Regions from separate parts of the Mus musculus genome. Here all the other regions are linked to region 1. A link is a loop called in an ENCODE intact Hi-C map of the cell type or tissue named here. Cell type or tissue: left cerebral cortex. All regions are shown on one strand. Region 1 has its middle 11 kb from the start of Gm32507. Region 2 has its middle 11 kb from the start of Gm40501. Region 3 holds the start of Klhl2 (kelch-like 2, Mayven). Region 4 has its middle 9.3 kb from the start of Klhl2.

What was found. Hi-C counts contacts between places; a loop is a spot of excess contacts. Peaks named below come from ENCODE experiments on the same cell type or tissue, not always from the same donor. Only the 100,000 strongest peaks of a DNase experiment are listed, where the experiment ranks them.
Region 2: a loop joins it to region 1, with 5 times the contacts of the local background. A loop is called at or near these places in 6 of 42 quality-filtered maps.
Region 3: it touches region 1 in a loop (3-fold over the local background); 6 of 42 quality-filtered maps call a loop at or near these places.
Region 4: it touches region 1 in a loop (2.5-fold over the local background); 5 of 42 quality-filtered maps call a loop at or near these places.

Annotation. Positions count from the first base shown.
Region 1 is chr8:64,922,137-64,930,136 of GRCm38, forward strand. No RefSeq gene overlaps it. Among named protein-coding and RNA genes, the nearest start is that of Gm32507, 11 kb to the right of the region's middle. In left cerebral cortex, no CTCF peak of the experiment used is centred here; DNase peaks (open chromatin) are centred at 1,454, 3,556, 3,858, 4,467 and 2 more places; H3K27ac peaks cover 3,394 bases.
Region 2 is chr8:64,866,027-64,874,026 of GRCm38, forward strand. No RefSeq gene overlaps it. Among named protein-coding and RNA genes, the nearest start is that of Gm40501, 11 kb to the right of the region's middle. In left cerebral cortex, no CTCF peak of the experiment used is centred here; DNase peaks (open chromatin) are centred at 3,950, 4,363, 5,582 and 5,919; H3K4me3 peaks cover 225 bases; H3K27ac peaks cover 2,235 bases.
Region 3 is chr8:64,846,071-64,854,070 of GRCm38, forward strand. Klhl2 (kelch-like 2, Mayven) reads right to left here and starts at 3,854. Exons shown (of 15, transcript NM_178633.3): 1 at 3,563-3,854. The coding sequence starts at 3,588. In left cerebral cortex, a CTCF peak has its summit at 3,636; DNase peaks (open chromatin) are centred at 1,362, 1,853, 2,439, 2,976 and 2 more places; H3K4me3 peaks cover 4,479 bases; H3K27ac peaks cover 4,033 bases.
Region 4 is chr8:64,855,186-64,863,185 of GRCm38, forward strand. No RefSeq gene overlaps it. Among named protein-coding and RNA genes, the nearest start is that of Klhl2, 9.3 kb to the left of the region's middle. In left cerebral cortex, no CTCF peak of the experiment used is centred here; a DNase peak (open chromatin) is centred at 4,626.

The DNA of each region.
Region 1 (8,000 bases):
TTGGTCTTGCTGTGTTAAAGGAAACTTATTTTTCTGGTTTGGTTAATACAGTCCTATTTTCGTGGCTTGCTTGTTTGTTTAGCTCTGACAATGGAACCAAAGGCGACATCGTAATGCTAAGACCTATCCTTAGGTGCAATTTTGGTGATTTTTTATTTTAAGACAGGGTCTCATAAAGTTCCCCAGGCTAGCCTTGAACTCCTTGTGCCATGAAGGCAGGCCTTAAAACCTGTGATCTTTCTTACCCTCCTAGCGTAGCTGGGATTAGAGGCACCAACCCCATCTTATTTTTTTACATTTATCATAACAAGCATAGTATAAGACTGTCACACTGAGCCGTGTCTTCTAATTTTTATTTTCTCTGAAACTTCACTTCCTCCTTCCTTCCTTCCTTCCTTCCTTCATTTATTTATTTATTTATTTATTTATTTATTTATTTATTTATGTGTTGGGTTTGCAGGCACAAGCAGAAGCCAGAAGTGGCCATTAGATCCCCTTGGCCTGGAGTTACAGGCGGTTGTGAGCCACCCAACACAGGTGCTGGGAACTAAACTGTGGTCCTCTCCAATTGCTTGCAACTTCTGAGCATCTGTCCAGACCCTTCTTCTTCTTCATCCTCAGCCTAAGTATCCTGGAATTGCTCCCAAGACGTGCAGACCCAGGGAACCCCAACCTCATGTCCCCTTTCTCTCCCCTACCAGAAGACACGGTGTCTCAAAAAGGTAACCTGTCTCAAAAAGGATCCTTCAGCTGCACCTGTCAGACTTAGACCCATCTGATAAGGAAAAGCAATAGATAATAATGGCAGATCCCTGGTCTCCCAAGCATGTTTGTTTTTGAGCTCCCAGTCTTACTTTCACAGCCTCATAAGTGTTGGGATTATAGGCATGCATCACCAGGCCCAACACAAACCTTATTTTAAGGTGATTTTTTTCCATTATGTTTTTTTTTAATGTTTGTGCCAAATAAGCTTGCGTATTTGTATAATCATTTGTTTGGGGGCTGTCTGAGAACCGTGATCCAGTTTCAGAAGTCCTCAGACACAGAGAGCTGTCTCGCTGTTGTCGAACTTGGTGCCTAAAGCAGACAAAAGCAACAGAAAATAAAACTAAACTCTATTTCAAAAAAAAAAAAAAAGCCCAAGTTATAACCAGAATGATTGAGAAACTATATTAAGCAGAATAGAGGGTTCTTTCCTTAGAAAATTGATTGCTAACCATCTCTATTTTTATTGCTGTCTCTGCTACATTTCATGGAACCATTTCGTAAGACCAGAACTACATCACATTTCTGGATTCAAGCTGCTTTTAGATATTCCCCTAACAATATTGCAGGCAATTCCCAGGCACCTTGGCCCATCTGTAGAGACTTGTGCAAGATTTGTTTTTAACTCAGCACCTCCCAGAGAGAGGCAGTTCTAGTAGAATCAGGTTCAGATTGCTTTTAAAGAAAGAGCTCCACGATGTTGCCCCTGCCGGTTCCCAGCTCCTGGATTCCAGATCTCTTTCTGCCTTGGTCTCATTTTAGCTAAAGCACAGGCTCTCTCATCCAAATCATTTTGGGAAGTTTTTTTTGGTGGGTGGGTGGGGGAGTAACTGAAAACAGGGAATCACACAATGGAGGTCAGCACTCTCCCACTGAGCAGCATCCTCTCAGTCCATATGCTCAAAATATTTTAGATCTAGAGATGTATCTCAGTGGGGAGGCAAGGTTTGATTCCCAGGACCAGGAAAGAAGAGAGGAAGAAAATCTTTTAATATTTTCTCCCTTTTATAATTACATGTGAGCTCACACATACGTGTACACACATGTGTATACACACACATACACACATACATACACACACACACCCACGTATACACACACACACACACACACACACACACACACACACTTGTGCACGTAGAGATTTGCCACAGTCAGTTCTCTCCTTCTACCATGTGGGTCCCAGGGATGAACTGAGGTCCTCAGTCTTGGTAGCCAGCACCCTTTCCTGCTGAGCCATCTCACTGGTTCCTTAAAAAAATTTTTAAAAGAAAATGAATGAGGAAGATAAAAAAGGATGGAGTGGGTCTCATTTCAGTGAAAAGCATAGATGGGGATAGCTTACAACTCAAGCACCCGTTTCTTCAGTTTTATCTCATTATTCAATCATAAATGCCAATCTTTCTTTTTTGAGCAGGAGTGGGAGGGGCTGAGACAGAATCTTATAATACTATCTTGCATGACCTGGAACGTGCTTTGTAGACCAGCCTTGAACATTCTATGATCCACCTATCCATGCCTCAGGGGTGCTGGGATTACAGACACGCACTGCTGTACCAAAGAGATGATGAAGAGAGGCTTCCTGTTTGTAACGAATGAAAAAGAACAAAGGTGAAGACCCACGAAGGCAGCTGTGTGGATGGATGTCAGGCTGATGAGCAAGCTGAAGTCTCAGAGTCTGATAAATTGTCAGGTGGAGGTTCGTGTGAAGAACAATATACAGGAGGGGGTGCAGGATGTTCGCAGGAAGACTAGGAAGCAAATATTAGTTACCTGGGCGTGGTGCACACCTGTCATCCAGCACTTAGGAGATGGAGAGTGGAAAACCAGGGACAAAAAGCCAGCCTCAGGCTGCAGAATGAGTTTGAGGATAGCCTGGGCTACATGAAACCCTGTGACAAAAAAGAAAAAGAAGCCAGGCAGTGGTGGCACATGGCTTTAATCCCAGCACTTGGGAGGTAGAGGCAGGGGGATTTCTGAGTTTGAGACCAGCTTGGTCTACAGAGTGAGTTCCAGGATAGCCAGGGCTATACATAGAAACCCTGAGATTAAAGGCGTGTGCCACCACTGTCCCACTCTTTCTGAATTTCTTAAAAATAATAGATACAAATATGAGGTAAAGTGTCAGGTTCAATCTCCATCACTGAAAAACACAGTTTTAATATGGTTTTAAGTGTTAAACAAATTAAAGACATTTGAATGCTGATGATATATCAATCCCTAATTGAAGCCCTGGGTATTCCAGTGGAAGACATTTTACACAAATTATTTGTCTTTATTAATTGTATATTATAGCCAGTTACAGGGACACACACCTATAATACTATCATTTGGGGCTAGCTGAGACAGGAGGAGTGTAGGTTTGAGGGTAGCCTGGGCTGAACAGTGAGCCTCTGTCTCAAAATCAAGAATAAAGACAAAAATGTGCATGGTAGAGATCTGCTTACCCACCACTTCTGCTCTAGGGATCTATTCTGTGATGGATCTCAATATTGTATTGAGTCTGTTCGAATTTTTTTCCATTTTCTTTTAGTCATTTTCATTTTCTTGGGATGACGTGAAATAAAGCACAGGCTGGCTTTAAACCTATTGTTTGACCAAGGATAGCCTCTCTGAACCCCCCCCCAAGTGCTTAAGTGTTGGGATTATGAGTGTGAGTCACCACGCTCAGCTTTCTATACATCCTAAAACCCACATAGCCACAAATAAAGTCCTGCCCGCATTCTCTATCTTGAAGAACAACTAGCAACATGGTGTGATAGAGTACAGATAGGGAGCTAGGGGGCCAATCAAAGTCTGACATCAAAAGCTGGGCATGGTGACACATGCCTATAATCCCAGCACCCAGGAGACAGAGACAGGACAAGGGAATGCAAGGCTATCTTCAGCTGCAGAGTGAAAGGGCCAGCCTGGGCTACACGAGATTGTCTCAATTAAAAAAAAAAAAAAGGGATAGGGAGGAATCTTGGCAGGAGACACAGTGGGAAAGAGAGGTGGGGGAGAACAGATATGTATGCCAAAGCTATAAGGAAAGCCATTACTGTACATGCTAACCTAATAAAAAGGCAATAGAATGAGCATGCATCACCAAGCCATGTGTAACAGATGTGTGCGCCTATGATATCTGTGTGCAAAAAACGAAGTGAGGGATATGGCTGAAACTGTCAGTGGCGGTTAACTCTGGAGGAAAATTAAGAGTGGGAATGAGGTAGATTATGATCACCCCCTTATAAATTTAGTACTGTGTGAACCACTTGCAATGATAACATATTTGTATATATATATATATATATATATATATATTTTAATAATAGATAAGGGGGGAAATAGCATGGTGCTTCAAAGAAGCCAGAAAAAAAATCTGACAGATGGCCTGTCAGAACAGTGGGGTGGGAAGCAAGCATTAGGAGGAAAACATAGGAAAAAAATATCAAGTCAATATCCTCAGTTAATTAAAAGTAAAGTTAGAGAGAGAGAGAGAGAGAGAGAGAGAGGATATCAAAATAGCCAGAACCTTAAACCAAAGTAGAAAATTAGAGAGACCTTGAAGCTGTGCCCTGTGACCACAGCTCATTACATCTGTGATTTATGAAGATTGTTTTGTCAAAACCCGAGCACGGAGAGTGTTTCTTACAGCTCTATTTCAAGAGGCTGGGAGGCATCGTTTCATTTCAACACCCAAGAGGAACAATCATGAGCCAAGAAAGATTTAAATATCCCCTGAGACAAGAATTTTGCCTGCCAACTTTTAAGGAGCTGGGATTTTCTTGTCATGATGAAGGGAGATGCTGGGCACAGAATGGATTCTCAGGAAAAAGTCAGAGACTAACAGGGGGGGGGGGTGTGCCTTGACAAGTCAGGCATTTTATTATAGTCTAGTATTTATTTATTTATTTAAAAACCAACAACTGTTTTGTTTGATGCACGCTATTCCAGATAAATATCACATTCTAGTTCTTGATCTTTAGCTGTCTGTTTGAATTTTCATATAACTCCTGTAGCCTAGCAGTTTAGATAAAACGACATCTCAGGATTATCCTAGGTGGCTCTCACAACAGGCCTAGCTGGTCCCGGGTAGAAACAGTGAACGTGTTTGGTTTTTCCTCGGATCGTATCTGTGTAGTGGTGTAAGGGATAGACAGTAGATGGTTCGTGTAGGAGCAGAAGACACGGGATGGTAAGTGAGGTACAAAGGCTTAGTGAACTAGGTAGAGAGGAGGTGAATGAGCGGCCTTGCATTCGTCACAGGATTTTAAAATCTGTTGTGCAGATATGGATAAAACGCAGCTGTCACACTGAAAATGGAAAGGCTCTAATTTACACGGTGTTCCACCAGATGTAATATCAAATACTTGAAATTCTATTACTTGTGAGGAGGGGGCAGAAGCGTCAGGTTCAGGGTCACCCTCTGCTAGATAGGGAAGTTGAGGCCAGTCTGGGCTACAGACAAACACAACAACAACAAAAACCAAGCAAAGTAAAACAAATTACAAAATGACAACTGCCAATTCTTGTCAAATTATAGATAAACGTGAGGGTGGACATGAAGGGGGTGGGGTGCGTACAAGCAAACCATACCAATGTAAGTGCAAGAGGTGGGCGAGCGGTGGGAACCTTGTCATTCCATAGCTGTGTTTGTTCCTTTTCTTGTTGCTGTAACAAAAACAACCAACGGAGGGAGGTTCTATTTGGTTCAGGGTTTTAGAGCATACCGTCCAAGATGGAGGGACAGACATGGCTGTAAAAGCCTAAGCAAGCTGGCCTGTTGAGTATACATCATAAATCAGACAGACATAAGTGCTTCTACTCTGCTGGTGTCCTGTTTTCATTGCTGAAGCTGTAATTTAAAACAACAAACAAAGAAACAAACAAATAGTCCTGGCAAAAAGCAACCTAGGGGAGAAAGGTTTTAGATTAGCTGAGAATCCAGTTCTAGTCCTCACTGTGTAAAGGCACAGAAGCTGGAGCCTGCCACCGGTGGCTATATTTACACCCATAGTAAAGCACAGAAAGAGGGTGAATCGTGTGTGCCAAATACTCCGCTCATCTTCTCTCCTCTTATAGAATCCAGGACTGAAGCCAAGAGAATGGCGTTGCCCACAGTGGACTGATCTTCCTACTTAAATTAGTGCAATCAAGACAGTCTCTCAAAACATACCCACAGGCTGACCTAGGCAGCTTGGTAGGTGATTCTAGATCACATGTTCACATGTGTAGCTCAGGATGGCCTCAAACTTTTGAGGTAACCAGATAAGATCTTCTGATGCTCCTGCCTCTACCCCTTGAGTGCTGGGATTGCAGATTTGTGTCACTGTGCGCAATCTATGTGGTGCTAGAAACCTGGGCCTTTGTGGATGCAGACGTGCATTCTAGCAACCGAGCTATACATTTCCCACAGACAACCTTTTACAAGTGTGCACACATGTGTCTTAGAATTTCTATTGCTGCAATGAAACACCAAGACCAAAAAGCAAGTTGGGGAGGAAAGAGTTTATTCAGCTTACACGTTCAGATCATAGTCCATCATTGGAGGAAATCAGGGCAGGAACTCAAGCAGGGATGGAACCTAGAGGCAGGAGAGGATGTGGGGGAATACTGCTTCTGCTGGCTTGCTCAGTGTGCTTTCTTATAGAGCCCAGGACCACCAGCCCAAGGACAGCCCCATCCACCATTTGCTGGGTCCTCCCCTACTGATCATTAATTGAAGAGAATGCCTTTCAGCTGGATCTCTTGTAGGCATTTCCTCAACTGAGGCTTCTTTGTCTGTGCTGACCATAGCTTGTGTCAAGTTGACACAGAAACCAGACAGTACAACACGTGTGTGGGGTGTCTGTGTACATATGTGGGCATGGGTGTGGAATCCAGAGGTTGAAGTTAGACATCTTCTACTACTTTCTACCTTATTTTTTTGAGATGGAGTCTCTCCCCGTCACTAAACATGGAACTTATGGGAGATGTTTTCAGCTAGGCTCGCTGACCAGCAACTCCCTGGGATCCACCTACCTCGAGCACCTCCCAGCACTGGGATTACAGACACGTGCCCAGGTTTTGCACAGGTGCTGGCGAATCAGAACTTCGGTCCCCATGCTTGTACAGCAAGCACCTTACACACCAAGCCCTCTCCCTGGCCCTCGTACACCACTTTTCAAATCCCTTCTTAAGGCAAACTGTAACAAACTAGACTCCTGGAAGTGATGCTGTGTGCAGAAGTGGGCTTTGTTCAAGTCCTGTAGGCTCACATCTGCATAATAAAGGCATTTGGCTTCTGCTCCCGGTAGCTCTTCATTATTTAGATGATAGGACGGAAAACTCTAGTGGACACCTGAGATGCAGCCAGTAACAGAGCCTCTGTTATCCTGAGTGCTAGTCCCTGGTCAGCCTTCCTGTCAGCTCATCCAAAGACTACAGCAAACAGACCCATGTCTTTTTTTGTCTTCAGGCTGAGTCTCTCTATTTCGGCCAGGATGGCTTTGAACTCATCACCTGCGATGCTGGTATTAAAAGGTGTGCACCTTCACTCCCAGACCAAATCTTTTCTTGTTTCAGTTAAGACTGAGTAAGCTCCTTGCTTTCTTCAAGTCTGAAAGAAGACACTGAACATTGTGATTTTGTTTGGCCTTTTGTGGGGGGCAGGGGTGGGGGAGGTGTCGAGACAGGGTTTCTCTGTGTAGCCTTGGCTGTCCTACAGCTCGCTCTGTAGACCAGGCTGGCAACATCAATCTTCAATCAAAGCTGACAGTACTTTTTTTTTCCTGGCTAGAAGTTGTAAAGATAGAGAAATGTAGAACTCTGAAACATGAATCATCATTTATATGGACTGAACCTTGAAGATTATTATAACATGAACCCCATTTTAAAAACAAATTCTGATTTGTTGTGTTTTATGTGTATGAGCATTTGTATGTGTTCCGTGTGTGTGTCTGGTGCCTGTGGAGACCTGAGGAGGGTATTGGATTTGGAGTTACAGGCAGCTGTGGGCCACCAGGTGGGTGGGAACTGGTCCCTGATTCTCTGCAAGAGCAATAAATGCTCTTGACTGCTGAGACTTCCACTCTAGCCTGGCCACAGTTCTTGTTGTTATTGTTGCTTTGTTTCACTTATTTGTTTTTGGACACAGGCCTTATATAGTCTAGGCTGGCCTTGAACTTTCTATGAAGCTAAGAATGGCTCTGGATCCTCCCTCCTCTACCTTCCTGGTGCTAGGCTTTTACCACCCCACCCTGCCAATGCAAGCC
Region 2 (8,000 bases), 56 kb before region 1:
ATTAAAGAATTGTGTCACCACACTTGGCTCTGCTCTCTGTACTTTATTTATGAATGAATGTGTGTGGCCTGATTGAGAGATTGCTTGGGGGAGAGATATCAAACAGCATTTACCTCTTCTGCAAGGGTTTCTTATATGTGCAAGTCTGGTTTTAATCCCACACGGGAGGTTAATGTGCATAGGAGAATAAGCAGAGATGTTCAGTTGTTTCGGTGCCCTGATAAATAAATGTTCTAAGGTTGGACTGAGATGACTAAAGTAGAAGAATGTTATGAAGAGTGGATGAGTGACAGCTAATCAGGAAAGCAGATGTCTGTTTTGAGGAGAAAGTGTATTTAGAGGAGACTTCCTAAGGATTTCAGACTTCTATGTAATCCAACGAAAAACTATTACTGGGGGTGTTGCTGTTTTGAGACAGGGTATAGTGGAGCTCAAGCTGGCTTTGAGCTTATGACATAGCCTAAAATGACATTGAATTTCTGATCTTTCTGCCTGCACTTACTGAGTGCTAGTGTGCTCCGTGATATTTGGTTGATGGGGATAGAATCCTGGGCTTCATGGTGCTATTATGATTTGAATGAGCTGCCCCCCCCCCCCCCACCCAGTCTCTGGCATTTTAATGCTTGGTCCCCTGTTGTAGATGGCTTCGTGATGGCTTAAAAGGTATGGACTTGCTATAAGAAGTATGTCACTGGTGATGGGTTTGGGGGGGCTTAAAGATTTGTGCCATTCAAGTTCATACTCTCTGCTTCTGGTTTTGTAGTTCAGGATGTGAGCTCTCCGTTGCTGTTGCAGGAGCCATGACTGCCTGTTGCCACATTTCCTTGTCATAATTGTTGATGATTGACACATCTCCCTGGAACCATAAGCCCCCAATAAACCCTTCCACAGATGCATGTCTACTGCCCTTGGAGACCAGAAAAGGGCATCAGATCCCCTGGAATTTGAATTACATTCTGTTGGTGACCTGGTGGGTTTGGGGAATGGAATACAGGTCTTCTGGAAAATCAGTCAGTGCTCTTAACCACTGAGCCATCTCTTTGTCCCTCAAACCCTTCATTCTATAAGTTGCCTTGTGTTTTATCACAGCAATAGAAAAGTAACTAATTCCTATGCTAAGCAAGTACTCTACTAACTGAGTTGTCTCCCAGCACTGCAAAGTACTTACTGTGCAATATGTCAGCAAACAAAACAATTATCACCAACACCTGTGGAAATTGAATTTCAGGAGACTGGCCATAGCCATAATAAATAAGAATATCACATAATATGTTAATATGCTGGTCAATATGTTTACTAATTGGTTAGAATATATTCTGTACTTGATCATACATGAATGTACTGGGCCTGTGGAAGACCTCTGTCATCCTAGCTACTCAGAATGGTGAAACAAAAAGGTCACTGGACCTAGGAGTCCAAGGCCATCCTGAGCACCACAGTGAAGTGTGTTGTGTATGCACGTGTGTGTGTGTGTGTGTGTGTGTGTGTGTGTGTGCGTGCGTGTGTGTGCACACATGTGCATGCTCATGCCAAGGACCAACATAAGCTTGGAGAGGAGTTCTGGGGAAGGGGTGTTCAGGAGCACGGGAAAGAATGACTCAAAGTCAAATTGTGGGTAAAAGCTGATGGGCTTGTAGTCTGCCTGAGATGGCAGCTACAGCTCTCTGCAGATAGCTCTTGGCTCTGTATTCTGCTCGAGATAGCTTTCTGCTAGAGACGGCTCCCTGCTTTAGACAGCTCTCTTGTACTAGAAAAAAATTCTTGAAGAGCTGTGTTTGCTCTCCAAGGAGTTCTCTCTGGGCAGCTGCTAGAAAAAAATTCTAAAAGAGCTTTAAACTTTTCTAAAAGAGCTGCGTTCACTTTCCACAGTACTGCTTAGCTCTTCCTAGAAAAAAAAAATTTTAAAAGAGCTGCTATGGGTCTCTGCTAGCTCATCCCTTGCAGACCAAAAGCCCAGCCTTTTATTTACATATCAATTCAGTCACTTACACCAAGTTCTCTTTTCACCCTCCCATAAATCAGCATTCCATGATTGCCCTTTGACTTAGGAAAAAACAGCAAGTCTTTCTTCCTTCCTTCCTTTCTCTCTCTTTCTTTCTTTCTTTCTTTCTTTCTTTCTTTCTTTCTTTCTTTCTTTCTTTCTTCATTGCAAATGAATTCAGAGATCTGTCTGCCTTTTTAAGCATAAGCAATAAATTTAGCTGGGTGGGATCCTGTCCTGAGATTACCATTCTGACCATGCCTGGACCTAAATTCTCTCTGTCCCATGCTGACCTTGAACTCAGGAATCTGCCTGCCTTTGTATCTTTCTGACAAGCTGGCTCCTAGTGTAGCTGCCTCTGTTCTTTTAGGTTCATGATGCCCCTCATACAATTTGTATCGCATCCTTGTATTTTACATAGTTGAGAAATCCTGTTTATATATATTTGAACTCAACTTTTCGGAGTTCTTTCCCACAGCCTTAAGGGTTGTCCTAAAGGTCACAGTGTTTACCACTCTTGCTAAGGACATAGACACACCCTCAAATCCCAGACTGTGCTGTTTCTGATTATCATGGTGTCATTAACCTTGGCAGAGAGAACATTCGCCTGAAGGAGGAACATAAAGTAAAAAATATATGTTTTTATACGCACATGCCCAGCAACCATCAAAAGTCATGGAGGCCTTTGTCCTGCTGTCTCTTCTCCAGGGGCAAGAAGCCATATCACACCATCCCTTCCACATGGCCAAGCAGGACTCATCATGTGTGTGTATGCACATCTGTCTCTGTGTATGTATATGTGAGTACATCTGTGTATGTGTAGGTACATGTTTCTCTGTGTATGTGTGTATACATTGTATACATTTGTCTCTATGCATGTATGTGTGAGAACATCTGTCTATATATTGTCCATGTGTGTGTGCATCCCTCTGTATGTGTATACATCTGTCTCTGAATATTTGTGTGCACATGTCTCTTTGTATGTACATGTATATGTGCGTCTGTCTCTGTGTATGTGTGTGTATCTGTCTCTATGTATGTGTAAGTACATCTGTGTATGTGTGCATCTGTCTCTGTGTATGAGTGTATACATTTGTCTCTGTGTAGGTATGTGAAAGTACATGTCTATGTGTGTGTATCTCTCTCTCTCTCTCTCTCTCTCTCTCTGTGTGTGTGTGTGTGTGTGTGTGTGTGTGTGTGTGTGTGGATTTTCCTATGCATGTGCATGCTCTCCATGGATCTATCTCCTGTTTCTGGTGCTCTGGTGGGTCCTCAAGTGACACTGAAGTAAAAGGGCAAAGGAAGGCTTGGGAGCACATGTAGGAGACCCAGTTTAGGTTTCCTGGAAAAGTGAGATTGGCAGGATGATGGCCAAGAGCAGGTTCCAATCTTTGTAAGATTTCTGGGCCTATGAAAAAACTTCAGATCTTACTGAGTGAACAAGAAAATGGTTGTAGTATTAGACTTCCCTCAGAGTAATAGAATCTGACTTTGGGAAGACAGCATTTACATATGTAGCCTAGACTAGCCTCAGAGTTGTGGTCTTCCTGCCTCTGTCTGCTTTTGTTTATTTATTTGCTTATTATAAAGTCCATGTACCCCAGGCTGGCCTTGATCTTGTTATATAGCTAAAGATGAACTTGAACTTCTCATCCTCCTGCCTGTATCTTCTAAGACCTGAGGTTACAAACATGCAGTGCTACACCTGGTTTATGCTGAGGATAGAACTCAGAACTTTGTGTACCAGGCAAGCACTCTACCAACTGAGCTACATATCGCTTAGCCTCTGACTTATGATAATTTGATTTAAGAGAGGTAGTGTGTGAAGAACAGGGTGGGGTGGGGGTTAAGTGATGTGCAAGCCCGAGCAGAGAAGCCCGATGTGCTGTTGGGATAAGCCAGGTGACATCCAATATTAAGCCTTAATCTAAATCTTGAAGATGACTCTGACATTCAAGTGGATTACATAGTGTTAGTCAATGTCTTCCTAATTAGGAAATATTCTGGATACTCCCTGCCTGGAAGACAAGGAAGAAGGTAGGTGGTGGGCAAATACGGATGTGCAAGCTTTAGACGTCTGCAAAAGCACAAGGGTCTAAGAAGCCTCAGCCTAGATAGGAATTTCCAGAATAAGAAAATGGTTGGTTTAAACTAATGCTAAGTAGCTACTGACATATCCCAATCTGGACACATTCCTAAATACTGTCCATGTACCATGCAAGCAAGTTTATTAATTTTGCATCATTCAATCATTGCTAAAAAACAGACAGGTCCCAATATAATGACTTGATCATGGCTTATTTGTTTTAGATTCTATGGATTGGCACTTTGAACTGGGAAAGTTTACCTCTGCTCCATATGGTGACAGCTGGAGTCACACATATGGCTACAGCCACGTGGCAAGCCAGCAGGGTTTGGCTACTCCCCGATGTCCCATTGACTGGTTTAGCAGTAGGCTGATAAGACAGAGCCAACTGGTATCTAAGAATCCAGTAGGTTAAGCCAGGCTTCTTCAGGTGGTGGCCAAGTTCTACAAATCAGTAAGGAAGTAAATACAAAACACACACACTCTCTCTCTCTCTCTCTCTCTCTGTGTGTGTGTGTGTGTGTGTGTGTGTGTTTCAAATCTCTTTCTGTGCTATTGCCCAAATCAGGCTGCATGGCCAAAGCTAAAACTAACATTGTAAGGAATATGTTGGGTTGAGGAAGCGTGGTCCATTAAGTTTGCCATTAATCCACTACCATCTTTATTAAAACCTCATGTATTAGATACTGTTTCAATGCCCTGACAAAATACCCAACAAAAGCTTATTAAGGGAGGTGCATCTTGGTTCACAGTTTGAGAGTATCGTTCATCAGAGTGGGGGCATCATGGCCATCGCTGGTCACATTACATCCACAGTCAGGAAGCTGAGAAAGACGGATATGAAAGGAGACAATATTCATCTCTCCCTTTTCCCTTTTTACTCAATCCAGGACATGAAGAATGTGCTGCCCATATTTAGGGAGGGTCTTCTGTCTTAGCCCAGTCTATAAACTTCCTTACAGATATTTGTCTCCTAAGTGGTTCTAGGTCCTGTCAAGTAAACAATCAATATTACGCATCCCATCCTGTGATGAAGGTACTATTAATATCCCCCATTTTAAGGTAGTTTGGATAGTATGTGTTCGTAGTCTCGACTACTAGGGAGGCAAGTATGGGAGGATTGTTTAAATCCAGGAATTTGGGGTCAGCATGGGATATAAAGGAAGACCCAGTTGAGGTAAAGTCAGGGATTCCCTCTTTTGGTTGAGAAACCTAAGTCTAGTAAGGCACTAAATAACCCATAGCTAGTACAGGGCAAAGCCATCATGTGAGGCACACACTGTATTCTGAAAACCACAGGTCTGACTAGAGGGGTGAGAAGGGACAACTTCAATGGATCTTGAACCCTAGCAAATCCTCCCCTCCAGGTGACTGACTGCAGACTCCAAGGGCTGGGTAAGCCTTAGGCAGCAGTGGGTGGAAGATCTGTGGGCTGGGGTTTCTGGGAAAAGAAAGAAAGAAAAGCTTCAAACAAAAAATAGCATCAGAGTCATGGGCTGGGAGAAAACCCTGAATCAAACTACAGAAGGCAGATGGTGCCAAAAATAGAAGTGGTGTCTCCAAAGTCGGCCCAGAAGGAGGTCAAGAGAACCTAGCAGAAATCGGTGTGCAGCATGCGGCTGCCAAAGGACTCGCCTCTCACATTGCCCGTCTGAGAGGAAGGTGTACCTAAAAATCAGTAACTGTTGTTAGAGTGATTTTCTGGGATTGTGGTCAGGGTGGCAGAGTTGAAATCCACTTTCTCCTCTTCTGTGAGGGTGTGTGAGGAAACCCGGAATAGAGAAGATGCCAGAATAACAGGGAGCAGCTTTGAGCAGCCTCTGAGTGTATTTATAGATATCAAGCACACGAAATACGCCCACATCATACTCCCTCTCCCCAGGAATCCAGGATGTGTGAGGGATAACACAAGGTGTGCGGTTAACAGTCTGTACCACACACAGGATGGGCGGGGCGTAAGCATTCTGTAACATTTCCTTTTTAGTATCTGACCACTGTTCCAGCAAAGCCGGGAACTGACTGATTGGCAGGCACACAGACAGGATTGTTTTGAGTGTAAGATTTTTCTGTTTTCAAACATTACAACTGAGGTGATGTGTCAGACATCTCTCAGGCCAAGATGGCTATCCACTGTGACCTCTAGGGACTGGGTGAGACTGTGACCCCAACCCACCAATCCTCCACCCACTTCTCCCTAGCAAGGCGGTGGGTAGGACCACATCATTTTTACCCCATACAGCTCTCTGATAGCACTTCTTACAGTAAAACTATATTGATTTTTCTGAAAGTTGAACTGGGGATATGGCTCTGTGGGGAAGATTGCTGCTTTTTAAGAAGCAGGGCCTCAACTAGAATCCCTAGCACAATGGGGCTGTGGAGATGGCTCAACAGTTAAAAGCCCTCTTCCAAAGGACCCAGGTTTGATTCCCAGCAGCTACATAGTGACTCAACCACCTGTAATGCTAGATCCAGGGGATGCAATGTCTGCTCCTGGTCTCTGCAGGCACTGTGCATGTATGCAAGTGACTCACGGATATACATGCAAGAAAAAAACACCCATGCATATGCAATTTTAAACTCCTCGGCCCTCAACATAAAAAAGAAAGAAAGAAAGAGAGAAAGAAAAAAGAGAAAAGGAAAGAAAGAAAAGGAAAGGAAAGAATAGCCAAGCATGACTGTGTGTGCTTGTCGCTCTAACACAGGGGTAGAGATAGACAGACACTAAGGAGCTGACAGACCAGCCAACCCAGACAGAACAGTGAGCCTCAAGTTTAGTGGGAGACCATGTCTCCAGGCAATCAGGCCAAAGGTGATCAGAGAAAGCCAACTGATGTTCTGTTCTGGTCTCTGCATGCTCCAATGCACACGGCCCCATGTGTGTACCACTCATACATACACATATACAAAATTTAAAAGAAGAATAAGGCTATTTTACTGGAGGTTTTTGATGGGGTGGGAGGCTTGACTGTGTAGCCTGGACCTTTGGCTTTGGAAGTGTGTTGGTGGCAAGTTAATAAACTTGCTTCCTATTACTGGTATAAAGACCATGACCAAAAGCAACTTGGGAAGGAGATGGTTTATTTCCACTGCAACTTATAGTTCATTGTTGGGGGACATTCAGGCAGAATGCGAGGCAGGAACCTGGAAGGGTACTATTTTACTGGCTTGTTTGCATGGCTTGCCCAACCTACTTTCTTTCTTTCTTTCTTTCTTTCTTTCTTTCTTTCTTTCTTTTTTTTTTTTTTTTTGAAAACAGGAGTTGCCTTTATTTTTTAGTCAATATTTAAAAACATGCCTTTAAAATGATAGTCTCATTTTCATTTTTGCTTTTGTTATTTTAAAAAGCACAGACATTGTAAACAATGTAAAATATCTTGATGTTATAGTATTATTATATGACTAGTTTATAATTATAAAGCTTTTTTTAATTACGTATTTTCCTCAATTACATTTCCAATGCTATCCCAAAAGTCCCCCACATCCTCCCCCCCCCCACTCCCCTACCCACCCATTCCCATTTTTTGGCCCTGGCGTTCCCCTGTACTGGGGCATATAAAGTTTGCAAGTCCAATGGGCCTCTCTTTCCAGTGATGGCCGACTAGGCCATCTTTTGATACATATGCAGCTAGAGTCAAGAGCTCCGGGGTACTGCTTAGTTCATATTGTTGTTCCACCTATAGGGTTGCAGTTCCCTTTAGCTCCTTGGGTACTTTCTCTAGCTCCTCTATTGGGGGCCCTGTGATCCATCCAATAGCTGACTGTGAGCATCCACTTCTGTGTTTGCTAGGCCCAGGCATAGTCTCACAAGAGACAGCTATATCACGGTCCTTGCAACAAAGGCTTGCTAGTGTATGCAATGGTGTCATAGTTTAGAGGCTAATTATGGGGTGGATCCCTGGATATGGCAGTCTCTACATGGTCCATCCTTTTGTC
Region 3 (8,000 bases), 76 kb before region 1:
CATACACACACAAACACAGACACACACGAACACATACACACACAAACACACATACACACACATACACACACATACACACACATACACACACATACACACACAAACACACACAGACACACACACATACACACACAAACACACACATATACACATACACACACATTGCACATAAAATAAAGATTTAACAAAAAAATGTTTAAAGAAATGATAGCTACTCTGCTTCAATATTTATGACTAATGAAGTGAAACCGAGAATGTACTCCAATGGGCTTTATGATAGATGGGCGTACAAACGCTAAACTGCAGGGTTGGCAATTCACCATACTCAATCTCCAAGAGCCCTGGTTCTGCAGGCAAGAGATGCACTACAAAGCATCAAGCTTCAACAAATTACTTTGTTTCTGTGACAAAATAGGGGCAATGAAGCAAGTTTTCACAAACTTACATTTATACTACTAAAGTACTATCCCTTCGGAACCTTCCTTCTATTGGAGAACAGTATTACAATAGCCTTTGATAACTGATAATGACACTTGCTAATAACTCTTCAACAGATACTTCTTGACTTGGCAAAACCAGAAACTTGGCAACTCTATCCTGGACTTGACTTTTTCCTTTAAACAGATCAAAGAAATCCAAAGACCTGAAACCTTTGCTCTGATCCAACCCATCTTTGGAGGACTAAATGCCCTTAGAGCATGGATGGCTAACAAGTTGTCTGGCTGTGTGGTACACCTCTGATGACAGGCATTTCCAGTGATGCAGGATCCCACTGAGAACAGATAAGGTGGCAGCTCAGGCATGATTACGCTGCTGAATGGAGAAAAAGCAAGACCGTAAGGCCAGGAGGAGTAAGACAGCTTGGGGGAAGAAACAAGAGCTAAGAAAACTATTCCAAAAGGGATGTCAAAGGGATCCACACAATCCCAACTTTACAGGCTTTGTCAGCTTAATAATTAGGAAACCCCTTCATGCAAATAACCATAAAGGCTAATATATGAAGAGTACCGCGGAAGTCAAGGCTGTTTAGCTCTCACTCCGTCTGCACAGCCCACTTACCACCTCGAATTCCCTGACTCGTTCATTGATACCTAATTTTCTTGGTTGCACATCTTTCAACCTGTGGTCTTACTATTACCTAGACCTCCAACTGAAACAGAACCTGAATGCCACACATACTCAAGTATGCAAAAAAGACAACTGGAAATACGACATATAGTGGCAATCAATGAGACTTCTCAGAAGATGAGAAAAAGTTGGAGGCAGAGTGGAAAAGGCAGAAATCAAAATGAGGAACTAAGAATGCAGGCAGAGATGCCTACCAACCCTCCAAGACAGCCTAAGGGAAGAAGGGTGAGACCAGAGAACAATGCAGCCTTGACTCTTAGAACAGAAGCCCAGACAAGCATCATGAAAAGTGCCAGGCAGAGACAGGCATCCAAGAATTTGCACACTGAATGAATTACTACACAGACACACAAGAGAATTCTGAGTCTGCTTCCATCCTATTACCTAAGGCCCTTTAAGTCCAGGTCAAACGTCTCTCTTTGCCTTGAAGCTCAGGCTAACACTCAGTGCTTAAAAAGAGGTGAGTGCTCCCAGTGAGTGCTCCTAACCTAGCTCTAGCCAGGAAGCCCCAGCAAACAACTCCCCACCCCCACCCCAAAGACCTCACCTGCAATTGCTTACAGCAGACAGCATGACCCAAGGTAAAAGGGAGTTAAAGGAAACAGACACAAAGAAGCCAGAGGGTAGGAAGCCAAGACCTGTGTGTCTAATCCATAGACACCTAAGCAGCAAGAGCACAGGCTCTAGAAGAGGGCTTGAGTCTTGGACCTACCCAATGCAAATTAAATGTCTTTGTAGCTTTAATTAAGTGCACACAAACAATGCAGAGGTCTTAGCAGCTTTCCAGCGACTGCAAGGCTACAACTGTTTCCTCCTCAGCACCCCGGGATTCCTCCACTACCTCAAGCCTCCAATCTAGTTCCAGAACTACAATCGAAGCAACAATAGCAAAAGAACAGAGCTGCTCATCTTATTCAGTTTTCCGACTTAAACCATTTTCTATGCCTTGGCTTGCTCTAGGGTCTGTTTTCCACACCCATCTTTTTTTCTTCTGAACCTTCATCCTAAGGTCCCCTGGTTCTCTCCAGTTCACTCTGCTTCCAAGGTGGGGGGTGGGGGGGCTGCTAACATGTTTCCCAGGGGGCTCAGGAAGCTTTCCCAACCTTCTGGGGAGCGTGAGCAGATCAGAGCCTCAAAGCTGCCACCATCTGCAAAGCATCTGATCCCTTGCTTTTTCTATCATTTCTATGAGCCCAGAAGGGGCAAGCCAAGACTCACCCACTCTTCAGATCCCCACGACCTGTTCCACTCAAGCTCAAAACACTGCACATACAGAAACTGTGGATCTATCATCCCATGTGATCTCATAAAAGGACTCAAAATACAAAATACAAAAAGAACAAGAAAAAGAAATGTTCAGCCCAAACCAAATATCCTTATTTTAGCTGGAATCCTGCCAAATAGGCACAAGAGGCTGGTGACGACAACGGTGATAGAAGGAAACTGGCTAGCCGAATCTCATTGAAAACCGATAAGGTTCCATGAATCAGATCGAATGAAAAGGTTCACCCTTTTTGGAGAGAGGTTTGTCTGCGGTTTGAAAGTCAGATCCAAAGGACTCTGTACTCCTTCATAAAGGTTAAACTGATGAAGGTGGCGTGGGGTGGGAGTGGGGGTGGGGAGGACGAAACGTTCAAACTCCCGAAGATTTACAGGCCACTTTTTCAAAAAACAAAAATCCTTGTACAGAATAACATCTTCCACATGATTTTTTTCTTTAAAGCTCTTATTTCTAGAAAGTAATTTTGTTGCAGGTGATCTTGAATGCACTTGGGCACCAAGGAAAAAAGACACCTGTGCCTAACAGGTCGGTAACACTACCAACGTGCCCCGGGTACCAAGGGAACGAGAGATGCTCTGATTTCTGGATAAAAGATTTTCTGCAGTGCCAGGTAGGAGATCACATGCCCTAAAACGGCCGCAGCTCATTTGGAGTGATGTAAAAGCTCCTTGGATATTAATTTTATTAGAAATTCCAAGAAGCAAGCAACCTCAGATTGCATTCATTTTAGACTCCAGGCGTCTGGTACTTTCCAGTTTCCTCTCGCTCCCTACTAGCAAGGGGTAGGCGAGATGGGCAGCAGCAGCCCATGCATTCCGGGGAGGGGGGAGGTGGGGTACCGACAGGGCGATCGTAGCCCACCACCACCACCACCACCACTCCCCGCGCGCGCACACCCCGCCAAGCCCCACGCACAGCTCCATCCCGAACGTTCAATTCGCCCCGGGACTAAGAAGCCCCTACCCACGGCCGGCCGGCCTGGCAGAGTCCGGTCCCGCGGTCGCCCCCCGGACTGCGGGCGCCGCGCCCCGTCACGCCCCGCGCCTCCCCTCGCCCGCCACCCCCCGCGATCGCGGCGTGTCCTCCGCAGCGCCGCGCGCCCTCCGCAACCGTACAGCCCTCCGCCGCGCGCCCGGGCGCCCGCTCACTCACGCGGGAGGCAGTGGCGGCGTCTCCATTGTGGCTCCTCGCGGGCTTCAGAACGCAGGCAGCGACCGCCGCCGCCAGCACCATACCAGCCGCGGACGCCGGCACTGTCCGCCCGCCCAGCCCCGTTCCATCCGCCCCGAGGGGGCGCAGCGCTCCTCACCGCGCGCCACCACCTGCGGCGGCGGCCCCCGCGGCCATGGCCCGTCGGCCCCGCGCGCTCGTGTGCCTGGCGCGGCTCCCGCGCTCCCCCGAGTGCCGGGCGGCGACGGCGGCGGCGGCGGCGGCGGGACAGGCGAGCGGGCGAGCGTGCTGCTCGGCCACTTCCGGGTTCTCCCGGCCGGCGCCGGCGCCGTGACGGGCGGGCGCTGCGGCCTCCCGCGGCGGAGGGACCCCTCCCTCGGCGCCGCCCCTTCCTCCGCGGCGTCTGGAGGAGGAGGCGGCGGGCGGACGGGCGAGCGCGCGCCCGCGGGGGAGGGAGTAGACCCGGGGCCGAGGCTGGGAGCTCGGAGGCGGGGAGGGCTCGCGCGGAAGGGGTGCTCTCCGGTGCACCGCTTGCTCTGATTCACCGGTGTGTTCACATCCTTGTCTTGGCGTCCGAGTGCCTCCCCCACCCCCGTGGGGATGCGGGGGAGGGCAGACCATTCACTGCCTTTCCGAAGGGGGAAACCGAGGCAAGACGAGATAGATCGGCCTGACCAGTGTCCCAAGCCCGAAGCTAGCGGGCGTCTTTCCTGGGTGTTCCTAATCTGGTCCTTGGACAACTGAGTTGAGCACCTGCTAGGCTGAGCTTGGGGACGTGACTGAGCAAACGTGGGTCGTTTAGCTTAGCTAGCTGCCCATCTGGACGTGATAAGAGAAACAATGAGCCCAGGATGTCCACTGGGAAGAAGAAGAAACGGCGGTGAGATAGGGCGTGCTGTTTGATGAGGAACGGTCCGGAAGGCCTCTTGGGGTATCAGTTAAACAAAGATGAATTAACATGAACCTTGAACCACTCAAGGGGTGGGTGAATGTCCAGGGCTAAGGCAAAATCAGTGAAGATCCCTGTCAGCAAGATGCCTGTCACATTGAGAAAAGGCAGGAGGGTTCCGAATTCTCCACCAATGCCTGCTAGCGGAAGAAACACCTGGGAACTTAGAGATGGGAATTCTTCAGTTCCACTCCAAACTTACTGTCTAGGCACCCTCGGGGTAGAGCCAGGATTCCAGGCTTGAAGGAAGGCAAGGTCTGAGACTCTCTACTTACTGTAACTGAGGCAGTACTAGACCATTACTGGCCAAATGGTTACCGTTAGTTGTATAAGTGATACACTCGCGGAGGGAAGGGAGCAGGCAAGTTTAGTCTAGCCAAAATACAAAAGAAAGATGGCTGAACTGGAGTCAGAGGGATTGAAAGAAGTGGTCAGATTCTAGATGATAAAGTGCTCAGTAAGAATTCCGATGGATTAGGCTTCAGGAGAAGTAGCGTCCGGAGTGAACTTAAATTTGGAAGTTGACCCATGTAGATCGTATGTACAGTCACAAGACTAGTTGAAATAAGCTCTGTAATGTAGCTACAGAAAAGACCAAGACATGATCCCTGGGCCACTCCAGCATCACACGAACGGAGTGCTTGCCTGAGGGAGCACAAGGCTCCATCCCTAGCACTGCCAATAAGTACTTAAATAAAATAATTGCAAAAGTGTTGGTGTGTGCTTATAATCCCCGCACTCAGGAGGCCAAGAAAGGGTGCTCAGTGGTGACTTGTTTTAATAAAGAAAATATGCCTTGCCGTGATTAATATCTCTGCATCGTTAGGCCATTACTGATTTGCCATGCGGAGGGCCTGCATGATGACTTCCTTATGGCTCAGACAGATCCATCACTAATAATACTTCCTTAGGATTCGTGATGGATCTGTCTGAGCCATAAGAAAAGTTCCTGCTTTATAAAGCAAAAGTCGGATGAGAAAGTGGATGTGAAGCACATACAAGCTCACTAGCAAAAGGTAAGCCTGGTACAGAATGAGTTCGAAAACTATGCCTTAGCAACCTAGTTGGACTCTGTCTCATAACAAGTTGAAATAAATTAAAGAGGGGGCTATGGCTCAGTGATAGTGCCTGGCAAATACATAGCTCTGGATTCAATCGCAGCATTGAAAAGCAATAATAATAATAATAATAATAATAATAATAATTTCTAAAGGGTGTGTCAGTGTGCGAGGCACATACTTTGAGTCATAGCCCCCATTAGATCTTCCTCTGGTTCATCTTTGTCCATCACAATTTTCTGCTAATATTCTAAATGTCTATTTTTTTTTATCACCACTCCATTTGTAGAAGTAAACCCAGAAGAGTGCTTATTTTTGTGATGTTCACACAATCATGCAGGTGCCCAAGGAGGCCAGAAAAGTAGATTGGGTTACCTGGAGATGTAATTACAAGTATTTGTAAGCCACCCAATACGGATGCTAAGAATCAAAACCCCAGCTTGCTATAAGAATAGCAAACATTCTTAATGGTTGAGCCATATTTCCAGACCCCTGATTTTTCAAGATGCCCCCACCCCCCGTCAAGGGATGAAACTGTATAAAACTGCATTTATTTGTTCAATGCTTGTAAAATAAAACAGTCCCTAAGACACTAGAAGCTAAAATTAATGTGACATCGCCAGAATGGATTGCTTGCAAAGAAGATGGCACACACAGGTGAGCCAGCCCTTGGCAGTATCAGTGTCAGGAATGACTTAACTGAATTGAAATTGGATGTTTCAGTAGAGTTAGTGTCAGGATGTGGCAGGCAGAAACTTGGTGTCACAGCAAGGATCACAGGGCTGAGAAAGCCACTGTGAGGAAAAGACTCCATGCCTCTGTAGAACATCAAACGTCGTGTATTGGAAACCCCCTCCACCAAAAAGAAAGTACAAGAAAGAAAGAAAAATCACTCATTTAAAAACAGATAAGCTGTGGACTAGGGAGATAGTTCAGTCAGTGGAGTGTTTTCCTAACAGATAGGAAGCCTTGGGTTTGGTCCCGGTACCTCATAAAGCAGGGCATGGTGACACCCAACTACAAGCCCAGCACTTTGGAGGAAGAGGTAGGGTGGTCAGGACTTCAAGGTCATCCTCAGCTATATTTTGCATTCAAGACTAAACTAGACTATGTGAAACTCTGTCTTACAAAGATATGCAGGTTTATGGTGACACAAGCCCACCATTCAAGAGGCTGAGGCACAAGGGTCATCTGCTTCCTATAGGTGCTGAAGAAAATGGAAATCTTTTGAAAAGTCTTAGTTTCTATGCCACAGTTAGCCTAAAGTGTATACTTAAATAGCTGCACTATTTTTTTCCTCTTTTCTTTTTGAGACAGAGTTTCACTAAGCTTGACACAACTCTGGAAGGTCTGGAACTCCGTATGTAGAAACCATCCTGGTGTTGAACTCAGATCTGCCCCCTGCCTCCGTCTCCAAGAGCTGGCTGGGATCGAAGGTGTGTGCAACCATGCACAGGTGCACTGATTTTAAGCGCGAGTTTTTGCTTAGATCCGAACAGGTTGGGGGCTTACTATATACATGGAATCTTATGAGGCACCTGCAAACCTTCTCATGAGTCATTTGTTGTTCAGCAAGGGAATCTGACAATACAGGAAGGTGTTCGTGGTAAGCCTTACCAGGCCAGATGGGGTAATGTGATTCTTCTGCTCCAGACTAATAGAAGAACCCTCATTTCAAGATGACATTTGTGCCTGAGTTCAGTTTCCTCTACGAATGCTTGCTTCCTTGTTTTTGTCTTGAGGATACCCACTACCCCTCCAGCAGACCACACCTGCACACTACCAACCCTGTGTCAAAAGTTCCCAGAGAAATGAAAGAACATCATTTGCTGTGAAGTCTAATTGAAAAATCTGTTTGAATTGGTCCAGGAAATAGCCCAAAAATAGGTTTCACACTAATGTATATCAGGTAAGCATATTCTGTGACTTTTTAAGAAAAGAAATTGATTTAATCTATTTTTACTTGTATATATTTATATAGTATCTATTTATATGGTCTGGTGATGTAATGCCTCATTATAAAATTACCTAGAACTAAACAACTTTCTAAATGGTCAGCAGTGCTAGAGGAAGGAGAAAACAAGGCCAAACTCTTGATAAATTCTGAAAAGTACCATTTGCTTGTGGCCATTCATCTCAGATCACGCATATGTGTGCACACATACAGGAGCATCTACCCACAGCTTCTGGTTGCCCCTGCAGTGGGATGTGAGGACAGACCCCAAGCAGATTCTGAATCAGTTTGTTGAGACTTTCTCATTTTTGCCACTCTCTCCTCTTGCCCTCACTGTCTATAGACCTCCTGGATTCTTCTCCTATTCCAGGGAACATTTGCAACAATGTGGTAGCAGTCAAACAAATGATTAAGGGGTGATGCTCCAGTACATAGAATAACTTTATATTAACACACACA
Region 4 (8,000 bases), 67 kb before region 1:
TGGAACTAAAAATCAACATGAGTTGCCATTTTGAAGACTTTGTTAAGAACCAACTAAAATTAAATCATAAAAACAATATTTCTAGCCATGTTTTCTGAGGCACACTGATTCAAGGCAATCTTATTTCTATTATGCTTAGAGATACAGACTTTTTTTAATACCAGGAGGGAAAACACCGGACACTCTATTTTGAGTTGTAACCACTACCCCCTCAACATACCTCCTATACTTCCTACGCGCCTATTCTGGTTTATTAGATTCAACAAACTATTTGCATAACTTATTTCATTTACTCTCTATGCTTTCCTCTGGAATACAAGCCACATGAAGGCACAGATTTTAGTCTACTTAATGATGATCATATCCCTAGGGTCAAGCAGCATATCAAGCATGCATTACGTATTCAACAGATGTTACTGAATGAATGAATGGATACTAAAACATCTGCCTCTTTTTGTATATATTCCAACTCAGACTCATGCAGTGTACCTTTTGAGTACAGCTAGGTAGTTCCTTTTATTTGTTGCCTTACTCTTGGAAGTGCATCCACAATGCTTCCAACAAATAATAAAGTTATGGAGAAATGTTCCATGTCTTTCTGTCAGCCAAACATTCAAGACCCCTTCTTCAGCGATCATACTATGACCAAAGAGTAGACTTGGGAAGTCATTAGGTCTGACAAGAAGGTTAGGGCAAGAGTTTTCCCTTTAACACATTATAATCAATGACAGACACACACACAAAATAAATCGAATATATTAAATCAAAGTAGATAAAAGAATATGAGGGGTGTTGGAGACACAGTTCAGTGGGGCAAGTACTTGCTGTGCACGTGTGAGGACATGAGATCAAATCCTTAGAACCCACATAAAGCAGAACAGGACCCAAGGGAGCACCTGTAATCCAAGTGTACCCTACAAGTAGATGGAAGGTAGAGACAGCGCTGAGACAGGAGAGTCACTGAATCTCAAAGAGCAGCTAGCCTTGATGTACTCAGGTGCAAACAGCAAGACACGCTGTCTCAAACAAGGTGGAAGATGATGACTGACCCCCAAGATCACCCTCTGACCTCTACACACATGTAGCATGCACATGCTCATAATCATAACATACTCACATGATGTTTTGCTGAGCCAAGACCTATGGGAGGAGACATGATGTTTGGAGAGAATATAAGAGAAATCCAGTGGACAGTGATAGGGCACTTGCATAGCTAGCTGTGTAACTCTTCCGTGGTCTCGAGTCTTTGCTGATTTTCACTTCATTGAGAGAGACACAGCAGTGAACTCTTGGCATTATGGCTGCTCCTGGTCTTTCCCACTGACTTGTGTCTATTCAGCGGAGACCTGGTGGTTTCTACTGGATGGTGCTACCATTGCTGATTCATGTTTGGTGACGCTTTTGAACTGGACTGTTGGTATCTTAATAGTACTTAACTGGACTGCTGATATCATGACAAACACAGATTGGAATTTCCCACAAAGAACTACTTCTAAAGAGGTCTACAATAGCATTGGACATGTAAATGAGGAAAATACCTAATAAAAATATTTTTTAAAAAAGAGGTCTACATCCCCCTGTCCTATCCTGCTTACCATCTTTCTCCCTACCTTTGGATGGTGGGCTAGAAGGGGGTCAGAGCATTTCAGAATCCTTATTAAAGTAGGTTTTGAAAAAATCTAAGCCTACACATAAACATACACAAAGAGACAGATTTAAAAAAAAAAGAAAAGAATACAAGATACCAAAATCTTTGGGAAATAATGTGTTGAATATCTATGAAGTAGGAAAAGAAAGTATGTTTAGTCACTAGAAAGAAGGGAACACATTATCCCAAGGATGAAACATGGAGACATAAGGCTGAGGTGTGAATGTTCCTGGATCTTGGACGACTCTCAGACTTTCTATAGAGCAAGTAGGTAATTCTTGAATGATTGTGTCAGTGTGTGTATGTAGGCATGCGGGAATGTATTTGTCCAGGTACTGGGATAAGACTGGAAACCTGGTTGTACAAATAGGAGAAATTGGAAATGAGATTTGTTTTTAAAAAATTACACAGACTCATGACATATTGAAGCGTGATGTGCATGTTGTACAGGAAAGGAGACACCAAAGGAAAAAAGATGGCGTACACCTGAATCAATCGATGATTTCTCATAGGAAACAAGGAAGGTAAAATGGGACACAAGGTTAACACATTGGGCATGAAAACTTGATGATTCCATTTACAAAACTACGAAAACCACATGGGGTGCATGAGAGTGACAGTGTATCTTTTTAGGCCTGTGGTGGTTTAAATAAGAACGGCCCCCAAATGCTCATATATTTGAGTACATAGTGGGTGACATTATTTGTTGGAGTAGGTATGGCCTTGTTTGAGAAAGCTTGTCACTAAGGGTGGGGTTTGAAGTTTCAAGGGCCCAAGCCAGGCCCAGAGGCTCTCTCTCCTCTCTGTTGCCTGAGGATCATGATATAGAACTCTCAACTCCTCCAACACAATGTCTGCCTGCATGGCACCATGCTTTCTACCATGCTGAAAATGGACTAAACCTCTGAAACTGTAGGCAAGCCCCAATTAAATAAGAGATTATTAAAAAAAAAAAAGTGGGGCATGGTGGTACATGCCTTTAATCCCAGCACTCGGGAGGCAGAGACAGGTGGATTTCTGAGTTCGAGGCCAGCCTGGTCTACAGAGTGAGTTCCAGGACAGCCAGGGCTATACAGAGAAACTTTGTCTCGAAAAACCACCACCAAAAAAAAAAAAAAAAAAAAAAAAGAGTTTATAAATTTCCTTTATAAGAGTTGCGATAGCCATGATGTCTCTTCGCAGCAATAGAACACTGATGAAGACAAGACCTATGGGGTTTTAATCATAGCAAGATGTTTCAATGAAATAACCAGAAGAATTAAGACTCGTGATATAAAGACACAATAACCACAATAACCAGTTATTAGCCCCGGCAGAAAGAGGTAATGCAATTTTGTTACTGACTGAAATCTCTTTTCCAGCCTGTTTTCTACATTTTTTTTTTCGGCATGAGTTGATACCATAACATTTCTTTAATTGTTCATTTTTAAAATTTAAGTAAATAATGCATGAGTATATCTTACAGTAGAAATTCAAACTATAGCTTGGAGAGCCCCTCTCTTAACCTTTCCTCAAATGTGGCATGCATCAATCATACTCCCTGTGTCTTCTCATGAGTTTTTGTATGCAGTTCCATCATAGGAGTTACCTAAAGATCTACCTGGGTTTGCATTTGTTTGTCTCTGGTAAGTGGAATCATGCCGTATGCTACCATCAGCTATCAGCAGTGGCTAAGGAAACTTTACTGCCAATTTGCTGTAGCTGCAGGGAACCCAGGCAGGGAAAGCTCAGCTGCCAATTACCAGTGCATCTAGGATTTAAACTCACACAAATAGAAAGGATGATGGGCATGAGACGGTAGACTAAAGCATCAGGTTGAATAGCGTGTTGCCTGGTAAGGATGCCCCATCATAGCTGTACACCTGGGTACCACAGAGCATCCCAGCCCCTCCCACAACACATGCACTTTCTCTCAGAAATCATTACATGTGTGACTACATGTGGATGCACATGCATGTATGAGTGCAGGTGCCCTCATTCAAATGGTACACAAGTAGAGGTTAGATGACAACCTTGGGTACCAGTCCTCAGAGTTGCCTTCCATCTTGTTTGAGAGAAGAGCTCTTGATGGTCGTCACTGCACATGCCAAGCTAGCTGGTTGTTGGGCTCCAGGGGTTCTCCTGGGTTTTCCTCCCATCTCTACCCATATAAGAGTGCTAGGGTTACAGTTGTGTCCTACTATGGTGGCCTGATGTGTGTTCTGGGGATTCAACTCCCCTTCTTATGCTTCTTTGGCAAGAGTGGCACCATATGGGCTCCAGGGATCAAGCTCAGGCTGTCAGCCATGGCATCAAGGTGCCTTTGCCCACTGAACCATCTTCCCAGACCCAGAACTCTTTTTATTTATTCATATCAATTTTTAAAGACAGGGTCTTGTTCTGTAACCTAGGCTGGCATTGAATGCCAAGGCAAACCTGCCTCAGCTTCCCAGGAGCTAGGATTACAAATGTATGACAGATACCATGCCTGGCTTGGAAATAGCATTTTTATGATTTTTTAAAGGCTTATTCTTATTATTTTTAATTATATATATATGTCTGCATGTGGGTATGTGCACATGAGTGTAGTACCCTTGGAGGTCAGAGGCATCTGACCTTGGAGCTGGAGATTGTGAGCTGCCTGGCATGATGCTGGGAACCCAACTCCAGTCCTCCAGGAGACCGGCAACTGCTCTTGACTTCTGAGCCATCTCTTCTGCCCCTTGCTTTAAATTTATAACCCAACACTCAAAGTCATCGTCTCCCCAGGAAAAATGTGGACGCTCTATTGGGTTTTTCATTGCCAGAAACCCTTCAGTTTTCTATTTTTTGATACCTCTTCTTCTAGCCTGTGTTCTTTCTTTCCATGACGTCTTTCATTTCCCTTGCCTTTTCAGAGGAGACCTTGAGTGAGGGGGCAGCAGACCTGAGGTACCTGGATCTCTTATTGGTCAAATGGTGCTGAAAATTCATTATTTTTGTGTTTTAGTTCCTGGGCAAGCGTCCCAACACCATAGTAATTACATGCTTACTTATAATAATGATGTACTTTAAAGCATGCTTGAATATTGCAGCAACATGCATCTTATTTAGCACAATCCACTTTTACTCTTCTAACTGTGAGAAGCTATATGTATTCATAATTATGGTTTATTTGAATGTGTAGTATTTTTAGAACAGTAAAGTACCATATTTTGGGGGGGCGGAATGAAAATAATTTATGTATTTTTAAATGAACTAAGCTTTTTAATGTTCAGTGTCTAGGATAATTTTAAAATTCATTGGTTGTTTTTTTTATTATAAGCCGTGAATAAAAATATCTTTATACAATGAACCTTATTTGAAATATCCATGTCACGTGTCCACCGGTAGCTATTTTTGCTGTTGTTCTGGTTAAATTATCTTTGAGAGATTTTTTTTTCTTTTATTCTGAATTGGATGCCAAGGGTTTTGTTTGTTTTTTTTTTCTCACATTTATTTGTTTGTATATTCGCACAGGCCTGTGCCACAACACACATCTAGAGGTCAGAAGACAACCTGTGGGGGTTCCTTCTGTGATGTGGATTATGTGAACAGAGAAATAGGTACCTTTACTTGCTGAGGCATCGTATTGACCGCCAAACTTTTTTTTTTTTTTTTTTTGGTAAGTGGAAGTACTAAAAACCATTTGTTTCACCATAAATAATTAATTCACATAATTAAACTCAATTGTGAGAAAACTTTCTGAAATGCACTCAAAGACTCATCTGGTTCATTCTCTTAATTTTACATGGGAGGATGACCTTTTAAAAAGCTATCCAGACGCCAGGCAAGATGGCTTGCCGAGTAAAGGCACCTGACCCTAAGCCTGATGACTGAGTTTTTCCCTAGGACCCACAAGGCAAGGAGAGAACGGATTCCTGTAAGCTGTCCTCTGACCTGTACACATGCCTAGTGCCACGTGTGCGGGGTCACGTACGCACACACATAATAATGAACTTCTAAAAATTCTAAACGGACGTCTGAGAGCCAAGCCCATGAACCTCTCATCTGAGAATCAGAGGGACTGAACCAGGGCTTCCACGTTCTGCTCTCAGCTACATAGACGGGTTTGAACCTGGCCAGACTACAAGTGACCCTCTCTCCAAAAAAGAAAATAAAAGAGTGGCCTTGTCAGACATCAATGGGAGGAGAGGCCCTTGGTCCTGTGAGGGCTCGATGCCCCAGTGTAGGGGAATGCCAGGGCAGGGAAGCAGAAGTGGGTGGGCTGATGAGCAGGGGGAGGGGGAAAGAGATAGGGGGTTTTGAGAGATGAACTGAGGAAAGGAGATAACATTTGAAATGTAAATAAAGAAAACATCTAATAAAAAAAGCTATGACTTTGAAAAACAGCAATTAAGGGTGTATAGTGGGGTCTAAAGGATAAAAGGGAGTGGGAAATGATGTAATTATAACCTCAAAAAATAATTTAAAAACTACTTCGATTTAAATACCAAAAAAAAAAAATTACATCTAGAGAATATTCTGGATTCTGAACTTCCTTTAGGAACTCCCTGCACTGTCTTACAGCCCCTTTGGAAGATGTAGCCCGTAGTTCTCTTGTTTGCAGTGGAGGCAGATTTGAAAAGCGTCTAACCTGGGAGGAACAGCCTGCCCACCCGAAGGAAAGCTTAGGTATACAGCTAAAATTACAGAGGGATATGATTCATGTGGGAAAACAAAAGAGGAGAATTTGGGGTGGGATTATCTCAGCAACACTTTCTGCAAGAGATATAATTTGGTCTGCACTTTGAGTGACATAGACAACTCAGATTCATAAGGAAGAGAAGAGCCACGTTCATTGAGAGAGGGTAGAACAAACAAACAAACAAACAAACAAACATGAGAGTCGCCAAAGACAGAGGGTCTGTCCTGTCTTAAGTTGGAGGTAGAAAATGAGGTTGGACAACGAAGGCCATGTGCTTTCACAGGGGTCCACGAAAGCTGGGATGCTTCAAAGTGATCTATTTGTACACAGCTAAGGCTTTCAGATAAGGGAATTGCTTATTTGTGAGGTCCTTAGTAAGAACAGTGGACTTACTCAGTAGTAAGTAGCTGAGGTGGTGGACTAGTTAGGATTGAAGACATTTATCTTTGTAATAAGTGTTTTGAGGGTTTTTAGATACAGGAATGTTTTCACCTGCATGTATGTCTAGGCACCATGCATCTGTAGTGCCCATGCAGGCCCAAACATGGTGTCATTGAGAGACAGCCTCTAGCCACTGTGTGGGTGCCGGGAATCTAACCCAGGTCCTCAGAAAGAGCAGTCAGTGCTTTCAACCACTGAGTCACCTCTCTGGGCCAAGAGATTTTAATTTTAGTATTGATCTAACGGTATTAAGTCTGATAGGCAAGGCCTTACCACTGAGTTTCCTACCACCTCCCTCCAGGGACTTGGGGGATCAATGGAAAGAAAGGTATTGATGAAGTGACCATTACATATGCACCAAGCGACTTTAAAAAGAGATGAACCTTGCAACACATATGCACTTCTATGAATTCACTCTAGAGAATTAATTATAGATGCACTTGAGTCAGCTTCCAAAAAAATGTTAAAAGAACATATTTACATAATCATAAATTGAAAGTCCAAATTGGTCATTAGGTGATGGGATTCATATTATTATAATAGTACCACATAATGAACTACTATGGGACCATTATATTGACAAAGTGTAATGATATTTAATGTTATAAAAGATGGCATCAATATTTTGAGATTTATTTGTATGGGGTGAGTGTGTGTATGAGAGAGAGAGAGAGAGGGAGGGAGAGAGAGAGAGAGGGAGAGAGAGAGAGAGAGGGAGAGAGAGAAGCACATGTGTGCAGATGCCTTCAGAGACCAGAAGGGTGTCTGATTCCTTGAAGGCTAAACTTACAGGCGCTTGTTTACTGCTCAGTGTGTGTCCTGGGATGCAAACGAGGGTCTTCTAGAAGAGCAGCACGTGTTAACTGCCAAAGCATTGTTTAAAGGCAAATTAAGTTATAAAACACTGTATGTTGCTTGATACTGTATATGTAACAAAAGAAAAACAACATCTGTATGTGTACATGGTAAATTGAAAAAAAAAAATTCTGACACAGTTTGGTTGTATGAAAGTGTGAAGTTTTTGGCTTCTGCTTTCCTTTCCGGCATGTCTTATCCTACCATAATACAAAATATTGAGGAGAACCATGACTCATTAAAATGACAACTTCTCCATGCTATTAAAATTCTAGCAATGGCATGGTGGCACACACCTGGAATCCCAGCACTCAGGAGGCTGAGGGAGAAAGACTGTGAACCTGAGGTTAGCTTTGACTACCTAGGGAGACGCTCTCAACAAAAAAAAACCACCAAAGCAATCCAAAACAG